Regions from separate parts of the Homo sapiens genome. Here region 2 is linked to region 1. Evidence: read pairs that join two places in POLR2A ChIA-PET (ENCODE). Cell type or tissue: A673. All regions are shown on one strand. Links, peaks and the distances in the headings refer to the core of each region. The heading gives the core; the rest is flanking DNA.

The links. Peaks named below come from ENCODE experiments on the same cell type or tissue, not always from the same donor. Only the 100,000 strongest peaks of a DNase experiment are listed, where the experiment ranks them.
Region 2: POLR2A ChIA-PET joins it to region 1 with 6 read pairs; 3 of 35 experiments call an interaction of 5 or more read pairs at or near these places.

What each region holds. Positions count from the first base shown.
Region 1 is chr22:45,380,162-45,386,217 of GRCh38, forward strand. It overlaps SMC1B (structural maintenance of chromosomes 1B), which reads right to left. Exons shown (of 25, transcript NM_148674.5): 12 at 3,306-3,452. Among named protein-coding and RNA genes, the nearest start is that of SMC1B, 30 kb to the right of the region's middle. In A673, for the core only: no CTCF peak of the experiment used is centred there; no DNase peak of the experiment used is centred there.
Region 2 is chr22:45,530,338-45,535,331 of GRCh38, forward strand. It overlaps FBLN1 (fibulin 1), which reads left to right. Exons shown (of 17, transcript NM_006486.3): 5 at 928-987; 6 at 2,726-2,827; 7 at 3,424-3,561; 8 at 4,863-4,994. Among named protein-coding and RNA genes, the nearest start is that of FBLN1, 30 kb to the left of the region's middle. In A673, for the core only: no CTCF peak of the experiment used is centred there; no DNase peak of the experiment used is centred there; H3K27ac peaks cover 1,395 bases.

The sequences.
Region 1 (6,056 bases), core at 1,068-5,067:
TTATTCCATAGTCCCATCCAGTTTTGCAGTCTGATACGAGCCTTTTTTTTGTTTAAACGTATAAGGAATTTTTCTTGAAGGGCAGGTAGCTTAGCATTGCTTCTATAACCTATAGGTTAAGGAGTTACACCCAGATGTGTGTTATTGTGGGCCCTTTCCCACCAAACGTACGTGAAACTCTGTGTGTCCTTTCAACTGGTCAATTAAAGTTGATCCTTAGAGAAATTTTCTTGTTTTTAATTTTCTCCTTCTCTATGTTCTTTTCCTCCTTTCAAGAATTTATTAGTCTCACATCAAGTTTCCTGAGTCTATCTACTAAGTCTCTATTTTCCTCCTACTTCATATTTGTAATTTTATTACCCTAATTGAGAAGCTTCTTCCACTTAGTCTGCCAGGTTACAAATTTGGTTCTCAGCAATGACATGCTTTCCTTCAATTCATCTACTACATTTTACAGTTAAGAAATATGTTTTTGGCCAGAGGTGGTGGCTTATACCTATAATTCCAGCACTTTGGGAAGCCAAAGTGGAAGGACTGCTTAAGGCCAGGAGTTCAAGACCAGCCTGGTCAATATAACAAGGCCCTGTCGCTACAAAAAATTAAAATAAAAAAAAATTAGCAGGGCCTGGTGGTACACCCCTGTAGTCCCAGCTACTTGGGTGGCTGAGGTAGAAGGATCCCTTGAACCCAGGAGTTCAAGGTTACACTGAGCTATGATGGCACCACTGCCCTCTAGCCTGGGTGATGGAGCAAGAACTGTCTCTTTAAAAAACAAACAAACAAACAATAAAAGAAGTACTTTTTTTTTTTTTTTTTGTGAGATGGAGTTTCATCCTGTTGGCCAGGCTGGTCTCGAACTCCTGACCTCAGGTGATCCACCCGCCTTGGCCTCCCAAAATGCTGGGATTACAGGCGTGAGCTACCATGCCTGGCCAGAAGTACGTTTTTTAGTCCTAGGAAATCTTTTTGTGCGCTGGGGATTGGCAGGGGAAGGATGACACTATACTAAATTTCCTTAATGCTCCATTACTTTTTTTGTTCAAGTTATTGCCTGGCTCCTAGAACACCTCAGATACGTTTATGTATTTCTTTGCCCACTGAGGATCATGTCTGAGTATTAAAGTACCCTAAATCACAGCACCCCACAAGGATTTTCTATACCTGAGGGTCAGTAATTACAAGAGAAGACTGTCAGTACCACCCTGAGACAGAGACCACCCTGAGGCAGAAGAAAAGATACCTCTCTGGTATCCCTGGACTCTTCCAAACTCAGGAATAGGGAGGCCACAAACTTCCTGCTAAGCTAATATTTAGCTTCGTGGGGTTCAAGACCAGGCATCTTCACATGGGACAAATGTTTAACTTACCCCCAGATTCCACTATGTCCTGATTCTTACCCAAGCACTTTTCACATCAAAAGAGACGAAGCCCTATATCAGCTTTTCCCAGCAGCCTCCCTCAGAACCCAAGACATCATTCCCTCCTAGCTGCCACCTGGTTCAGGTTGTGACACACAGATGGAACCTTAGCATGGACATGGATGGGAAGCAAGATTTGCTTTAAGTTGGCATCTTCCCAGAACTTTTTCTGTGCCTAGGCCTAAATTTGTTAAAATCTTTAAAAGCTGAATATTCCTATACCTTAGATTAAAACATAAAATGTAGTCTTATGCTTCAGAAAAAGATGAAAATTAGTCAAGTAACCTTGCCAAAATATATGCTTGAATCAACCAAGGAAGAAAACTAAATAGAAACAATAAATAAATAATCTGAAAGCATTCTATATTGATTTAGCATCTGTAAAATTTGGCTTCAATAAATGAGGGAATTACAATATTCAACAAATGATACTTTTGTAAAATGGTAAGTCAGTTGGTAAAAATAAAGCTGGATCCCCAGTCATCAAAATAAATTCCAGATGAATAAAAAATATAAATGTTAAAAACACAAAAGCACTAGAAGGAAGCATTATTGAACTTCTTTTGTGATCTTCAGAAAGAATTTGGTCTTTCTAAGCATAACACATCCTAAAATCCAGAAGTTATAAAAGATTAAATTTGGCTACATAAAGATTAAAAATGCATGTATGACAAAAAGAACAAAGTCAATGTGAAAGAAATACTCAGCAATTAAAAAGGAATAAACTTTTGATACATACAACATGAATCTCAAAAATACTAAGCTAAGTGAAGAAAACATAACACAAAAGACTACTGACTGTATGAATCCATTTATATGAAAGTCTAGAAGAGGAAAAACTATAATGACAGAAAGTAGATTGGGTTGTGAGGCCCCAAGGGGTCCAGAAGAGGGGACTGAGTAAAAGGAACCCAAAGGAATTCTGCGGGGTGAAGAAAATGTTCTATGTCATGAGTGCAGTGATGGTTACGTGACTACATACATTTGTCAAAAGTTACTAAATTATACTTACAATGGGTGACTGCTATTGTATATAAATTATATTCCACCTGAAGCTGACTAAAAATCAAATGAAAAAATGTTTACAATACATATGACTAAGAACTAATTTACTTAATACAAATAATTCTTAAAATAGTAATGAAATAAGAAACAATGTACTAGAAAAATGTGCAGAGAAAATAAGCAGTTCACAGAAGGAAAAATTACAGAGGACCATTAAATTCATGAGGAAATGCCCAACCTCAGTTATACTTTAAGAAATGCCTATCAGGCCGGGCACAGTGGCTCACAACTGTAATCCCAGCACTTTGGGAGGCCAAGGCAGGCGGATCAACTGAGGTCAGGAGTTCAAGACCAGCCTGACCAACATGGAGAAACCCCGTCTCTACTAAAAATACAAAATTAGCTGGGCATGGTGGCACATGCCTGTAATCCCAGCTACTCAGGAGGCTGAGGCAGGAGAATCACTTGAACCCAGGAGGCGGAGGTTGTGGTGAGCCAAGATCGCACCATGGCACTCCAGCCTGGGCAACAAGAGCGAAACTCTGTCTCAAAAAAAAAAACAAAAAACAAACAAAAAACTTGCTGCAAACACTATTTATAGCAACAGTCTATCATAAAACAAAGAAAATAGGAAAAATAATACATACACTTGCACACACAAAGAAAATTTCTGGAAGCTGTGTATCAAACTGTGTTTAGTAAATAACTCTGAGATATAAGGAAGAGAGTAAGGGAAAGATTTTTATTTTTTATTTTTATTTCATTCTGCATTATTTGAACTCTTAAACTATAGAATTGGCACTGTTATTATAAAAAACCCACCTAGTTTAAAAACACAATTATTCTACTTAGTATATTACAACTTTTATGACATGGATTTACCTTTAGCTCTTGGATTTTCTGGCTTCGTCTGTCTCTTAGATTCTTTAACTCTTTCTCATCCCAGCATCTAGCCTTGTATTTTAAGTCACTTGACCCTCCAGAGATCACTCCAGATTTTAAAAATAATGTTCCATCAAGAGCTACTGTCTGTAAAAGTAAAAATATTTTGCCCTGGAGAAATGTACATAAAGATACAAATAAAGACACAATGTGTCAATTTTTAAAGCTAAGAATAAAACATATGAGAAAAGCCACTTACTGAACTTTACTAATAAAATATCTAGTTTATGAAGAGACCCCAAACAATAAACAAACCACAAATATAAAACCCATTTTACTAAGGCCCAAAGCAATTCTAGGCAATAAATTATTGATTTAGTCTTATATCAATATCCGGGTTGGTTCCAATTTTTCCTATTATACACAATGGTTCAGTGAAAAAAGCTTGTACACATATCATTTCATATACATGTAAGCTAATCTACATGCTAAGTTCCTCAAATGTACAAGTGAGATAACTGCCCTTCACAGAACTGGTATAAATTTAGGTTCCCACAGCAGTGAACAGAAGAATCTCTTTCCCCATAAAGTGTTACTAAACATTTTGATGTTGGTCAATCTGACAGGTGAAAATAGTACCTCAGTGTAATTTTAATGGGTATTTCCCATATGAGTGAGGTTGCATTTTCATGTTTAAGAATTATTATATTTCCTCTTATGAAAACAAGTTTGTTCATATCCTTGCCCATTTTCCCACTATATTATTGTTCTTTTCCATAGTGATTTGTAAGAACATCTGCTCTTTACTATGAGCTACAAATATTTTCCCCAGTTTGCCATTTTTCTTTTGATTTTTCTTATGGTAGTCTTTGCCATGCAGAAACTCTTTATTAGGTGAATTCATTCATCTTTTATAGCTTTCGGGTTTTTTGTCATATTGGAAAAGGCTTCCTGTCTCTGAGATTAAGAAAAAATTTCCCAGGCCAGGAGTGGTGGCTCATGCCTGTAACCCTGGCACTTTGGGAGGCAGATCACTTGAGGTCAGGAGTTTGAGACGAGCCTGGCCAACATGGTGAAACCTCATCTCTACTGAAAATAAAAAAATTAGCCAGGCGTGGTGGTGGGCACCTGTAATCCCAGCTGCTCAGGAGGCTGAGGCACGAGAATCGCTTGAACCTGGGAGGCAGAGGTTGCAGTAAGCAGAGATCACACCACTGCACTCCAGCCTGGGTGACAGAGCAAGACTCCATTTCAAAAAAAAAAAAAGAAAAGAAAAAATTTCCCATGGTTTCTCTTAGAAATTTTATGGTTTTACTTTTTAAATTAATATTTCTAATTCATCTGGAATTTATCCTGATACAAGGAAGAGTTTTAGATTAACTATATTTTATTCCAGGTGGTAACCAGCAAAGTGGTACCCTGCACTTTATTCATTATTGTTTAATATGTGCAATTTTGGAAAAAATAATCTTTTCACAAATTTTCCAGCTACTTACTGACATTTTTCTGGGTCTGTTTTTTGCTTCACCATATTAAAAGGGCACAGTATAAATAGATCTTTTTATAATATATATGTTTTAGAGTAACAACCAACCAGTCTATAGGAGAAGAAAATAAATAATTGTATCTCTGGTTAAGTGGAACAGATAGAATAATTACATGTATGTAAAGAGATTCAGGATTTTTAAATTTTGGTACATAAATTTTTTAAATATGTAAAAACTGAGTTATCACTAAAATATGGTGCCCAAACTATAGCTAGCAGAATTGATGTAATCCATATTTGTAGTTTACAGATACTGTATGTAGTTTATACATACTATAGTTTATAAGTAAACAAGTAAACCAAAATATTTAATACTACTTGCAATGTTTGACTAAAGAAAATTCTATAACATGGTATCAAGTATATAGAAAACCAAAAGCACAAATTGCAGATGATTCACCAGATGATTTCTGTGAAAATGTGACATCTATCCAATTGTTTGACCCAATCTAAAACACAGAGAAAATTCTTTCAAAGTTCCTGAGATATAATTAAGATACAAATAAGATACATCTGATTAAAATTTTGAAATACTGATAAAAATAAGATACAATCTGAAGGGGTAAAGATGTTACTGTGAACAAGATAGAAACCATAAATATTTGTTATATGAAGGAATAAGCAATCATATCTTCATGTGACTTCTTTAATTTGACTATACAAATCTTCAAATATCAATTCTATAAAATATACAAATATACAAAAGTCAATGTTAGTGCAGTTAATTAGGCAGAAAAATAAGAAAAACACTTAATAACTTACTACCCTAGCTTAAATTTAACATGTAGAACTCAATGACAGTGATCACATTATGCTTAAGATTATTGATCAGAAACACCAAAATGTATGAAAAATTAATCATGTTAGATAAGTCAATAAATTTAACACTGGAAATCTTCATGTCTCATTAAGAAGTGCCTGCTTTTTGTTAATTTGCAATTCTGGACATTCCAGATTAAGTGTGTTAATTGACTAGTAGGTAATAAAATTACTACCAGTTTTTGAGAGCTATTTGCCAGGCACTATAATAGCATTTTTCATGTTATTACTTAATTTAATTCTCATAACCCTATAAAATAGGTAATATTATTTCCCCAATTTTAGATGAGAAAACTAAAACTAGAGGTTTAGAAACTTCCCTAAAGTCACATAATTAGTTACTAAGTAGCATCACTGGTCTTACTTTATAGCTTATACCCTTAAGC
Region 2 (4,994 bases), core at 995-4,994, 150 kb after region 1:
ATGTTTTATCTCTCCGTCTTTTATCTGCTTCAGTCCTTGCCCCAGACTATCCTCGCATGCTCCCTCCTCTGGGAGGGCTTCCTGTCTTCACAGCCGCACCTTCCTCCCACTGCTACCAGTGCCATGGACCCACTGTATGTTTCCTGGGGGCCATGCAGAAGGTCCCCAGACCAGTGCTGGCCTGCGACAAATAAGTACAGAAATGGAGAATAACCCTTTTCAAACACATAATAGCATTTGATAGAATCAATCAGGAGACTCAAGTTTTTACTGCGTGCATTGCTTTAGACTTGGAGGGCGTGTGTTGGTTGTTAGCAAGGCTGTGACTGCATTTGCTGAGATGGTCAAGTAATTTGGACTATGGGAATATCACCCAGCATGAAGTCAATGATTACAGGCCTTTGTGTCTGTGGTCTTTCTGTTATAACTGATCTTTTTTTTTTGAAACGGAGTCTCGCTCTTGTTGCCCAGGCTGGAGTGCAATGGTGTGATCTTGACTCACTGCAACCTCCGACTCCTGAGTTCAAGCGATTATCCTGCCTCAACTTCCTGAGTACCTGAGATTACAGGTGCATGCCGCTACACCTGGCTAATTTTTGTATTTTTAGTAGAGACAGCATTTCACCGTGTTGGCCAGGATGGTCTTGAACTCCTGACCTCAGGTGATCCGCCTGCCTCGGCCTCCCAAAGTGCTGGGATTACAGGTGCCCGCCACCACGCCTGGCCTATAATTGATCAGATATCAATTATACATTTTCAAGTGTAATTCTAGCTTAAAGAGGATAAAGTTAATACTTAGCTGTTTATATAAGATGTTCAAATGGGCATTACTGCCTGATAGTGACAAGAAGAGAGAATGTTGGGAGTTTCTTTTAAGATAAGATGGGTGTTTGGATAAATGTCTGACTTGGTCTTTTTCCCCCTTAGATAAGATCATTGAGGTTGAGGAGGAACAAGAGGACCCATATCTGAATGACCGCTGCCGAGGTGAGACTCGGGCGTCTCCCATCAGTTGGTATTTAAACAAACCCCAAGGGGCCAGCAAGGTGGCTCAGGCCTGTAATCCTAGTACTTTGGGAAGCCAAGGCAGGAGGATTCCTTGAGCCCAGGAGGTTGTGGCTGCAGTGAGCTATGACTGCACCTTTGCACTCTAGCCTGGGCAACAGAGCTGGACCCCGTCTCAAAAACAAAAAAACAAACAAACAAAAAGCAAAACCAAGGAATCTCGGTGCTGATCTCACTGGAAGTTGGAATCCAGGTTTTGCTTTGGTTTACCCTGCAAAGTACCCTTTGGCTGGGAGCCAGCCATGAGCCACTTCCACCCTGAGGAGTCGTGGACTCCCAGCTCCTCCTTCCCTTTCCCCTTCCAGATCTAGGGCTGGCTGGGGAGGGGAAGGGTGGGCTTACCAAGGAGGGGCCCTGGTGAGGCCCTGCTGGGGAGGGTGGCCCAGGCCCAGGGCCAGAGCTGGTGTGGAAAGCCTGCACGTTACCGAGCCCCCAGGCCTTGTGAAGGTGACAGAGGCCTCCCTCAGGCTCTCAGGGGAGAGGAGGGGGCTCAGCGTTCCCTGCCTTTGTGCCCCTGGAGCCCCAGCCACGGTTCTGTCACCATTGGTGATATTCATTTGCCTCACAGGGAGATGTCTGCACATTTAACTAAGGGCCTCGCAGGTTTGTTTTTCATATGATAAAACTGCTTTTCTTTCATGGAACATTCTGGCATGTCTAGACCTGCAGATCTGCCTCACAAGCTCTTTCAGTGGTTCCCCCTGTGGTTAGGGTGTTAATTAGGGGCCAGTTTAATTCTTAAATGATGCAGTCAGTGTACAGTGACAGTTGGTCCAGGGGCGCTGTCCAGGGGCCTGGTGGAGGGAGGAAGGGAGTGACCTAGAGCCCCAGCAAGCCTCAGGGCTATGGGAGGAGCTTTCTGGGGAGGGGAGAGCTGGTCTGCAAGGAGGAGGTGGGATTAGCTGGGAAAATAACCCTGAAACGGTCCTCAGGGAGACCTGAAGCCTTGTAAAGGGCACGGACCCACTGTAGCAGGGTACTGGGAGGCAGTGGGCTGGGGAAGGAGGTGGGGTTACAGGGCCAGAGAGAGGGGCCCTAGAAGCAGGCAGGCTGGCAGCAGTTAGAAGTGTATCTCGTAGAATCTTTCCCTGGTTGAGGCTTATCCTGATGAGATTTGCACTCTGAGCATCACTCTGGCCACCCTGTAGGAAGAACAGGTTGTGGGGTGCTTCTGGGCTATGCAGAAAGACCAGGTAGGAGGCTGTGGCCACAGCCAGGTGGGCAGCTGCAGGAACTGAGGCCATGGTAGTGGGCTTGGAGCAGTGGGACAGCTCGAGAGTTCAGTGAGGAGCAGGTACATGAGGCCTAGTTGGGGCCTGGCCTTCCACGTGGAGCCCACACCCCCATGTCTGTGACCGGCAGTGAGCTCTTCTCTGCTTCGCCCCTTCCAGGTCCACCCCAGCCTACAAAGGGCACCCTGCACACCACCTGATTTTCCAGACGGGGAGGTTGGGACCTGAAGCAGCAGCCCCTGGGGGGTGTCCAGAGCCAGAGCCTGGGGGTCTCCCAGTAGGGCAGCAGGTGGGCTCCAGCCAGGTCAGCCTGCCTTCCTGGGTTCGTCTGCCCAGAGGGCGTTTTCTATGACCCAGCCTGAACGGAGCTAGAAACCAGGCGGTGCCTGGGTGCGTCCATCCCTGGCTCATGCACGCTGTGCTTCCAGGAGGCGGGCCCTGCAAGCAGCAGTGCCGAGACACGGGTGACGAGGTGGTCTGCTCCTGCTTCGTGGGCTACCAGCTGCTGTCTGATGGTGTCTCCTGTGAAGGTAATGTCCCTATCCCAGGTGCCAGCAGGACTGGCCGGTCACTGTGCTTGGGAGCTCTGTGCTGGAGGACTGACCAGGGCCTGCCTTCTACAACCCAGACCCCATTCAGGGGTGGAGAGCAGCCCAGGACGCGCTTTCTCGTGTTCGCTGGAGTTTGCAGCGCAGAGGCCCCTGCCGAGACTTCCCTCCAAGACAATATAAGCACTGGGGTTGGGAAAGAGGATGGAGTTGGGGTCTAACCAGGTTCCGGATCCAGGATCTGCTGAGTGGCCTTGGGCACATCCTTCAGCCTCTCCTGGCCCCCGCGTCTGTGAGATGGGGGAGATGGAGAAGATGCTGCCCCTCCGTGGGGTTCTTGAGGACCACATAACTACAGTCTCAGAAAAAGCAGTAGATATGAACGTTAGCAGGGGAGAGAAATCACTGCTTTCGACTCCGTGCAGTCCACAGCCCGGATGTGCACATGGTGGACCTGAGCTCAGTTTGCGAGGGTGCAGGGAAGCACTTCCACCGTGGCTTTGGCACATTCCTTTCTAGGATGTATTAGGATGGGTCGTTCTTGCTGGTCACCCCCGCACTGCCTCGGTCTCTCCTAGATGTCAATGAATGCATCACGGGCAGCCACAGCTGCCGGCTTGGAGAATCCTGCATCAACACAGTGGGCTCTTTCCGCTGCCAGCGGGACAGCAGCTGCGGGACTGGCTATGAGCTCACAGAGGACAATAGCTGCAAAGGTACAGCATGCGCTCCGAGTCTGCAAACCTGGTCTTCCAGGCGTAGATACGGCGCGGTGGGAAGGGCAGCTCTGGGGTCTGGGCTCCCGCAGTCCTGCGCCCTCTGTGGCTGCCTGGGCGACTGCCTGCTCATCTGCAGGAGGGAGGTGGTTATACCCACCAGGGTGTCTGGACAGGTGGGATGGAAGGTGAAAGTGCTTGCCAATAATGTTCAGAACATTGAAAAAGTTGACAGTAGTGCACCGGTGCCAGCTAGTTCAGCTGTTAGGAAAGATTTACGTTCTTATGGTGCAGAGTAAACGATGGCAGATTTGGGTTTCTAAAAAGGCTCAGTGCATGACTATTTAAAATCAAGACCAGGGATGAATTTCAGGTTCTCACATGTACTTTCTACAAAAAAAAAAAAAAAAAAAAAAAAAAAAGCAAAAACAAAAATCCCACAACTGTTTTTGCACAACAGCTGCCTTCCATCCAAATCCAGGCTTCCTTGAAGTTCAAAGCATATCCCCTTCCACTGCATAAACACATGGCATTTCTGGCTGCCAGCCTTTCCCCGCCAAGCCTTAGGTGTTATTTGGCAGATGGGGAGGCTCTGATGAGGATCGTTTAGAACACAGTTTTGCAGAGGGTTTCAAGCCTTTCAGAAGGACAAATCCACTTGTGTAAAAATGTCACTCACTGTATCATGAGAGTGACTTCAAAGCATGGCACACCCCTTCTGACATCTGAGGGCCACAGAGCAAATTCTGTCCTCCCCACCCCCACACACCAGCTGGGTGGTTTGGACCCCTAGAGCCCAGTGGCCAAGCCAGCTGAGTATACACATTTGACCATTTGACAGCCATGAACTTCAAGGGAAGGGCAGCCCATCACATCCCATCATGACTGTAACCCTTGTTAATATCTGGATTATTGTGAAGACTTCAGAATGGATATGTTTATAGAGACTGTGTTTGTTGCCACTAAGATAATTGCTTTATGATCTAAACTAAACATACACTTAGCCTGAATGAATACTAATATATATATACCTGCCAGGAAAATGCCAGGGTGATTTATTATAACAGACAGTTTGCCTCATAAGAGCCTTGGGAAAAAAAGTCAGCTTTTTAAGTCTTTAGCAACTGGAGCACGATTTGGCTCAGTGAAGTCTTTTTTGTGTATGATTTCTCTATTAGAATGTTTTGGGTTATAGTCTGAGTAATGCGCATTAGAAAAAAGCTTTCTTGTGATTTTAAAGTGTTGTAAGATGCTTCTGGCAGGACTCTTGCTAACAATTTCCTTTTTTTATGATGTACCAGATATTGACGAGTGTGAGAGTGGTATTCATAACTGCCTCCCCGATTTTATCTGTCAGAATACTCTGGGATCCTTCCGCTGCCGACCCAAGCTACAGTGCAAGAGTGGCTTTATACAAGATGCTCTAGGCAACT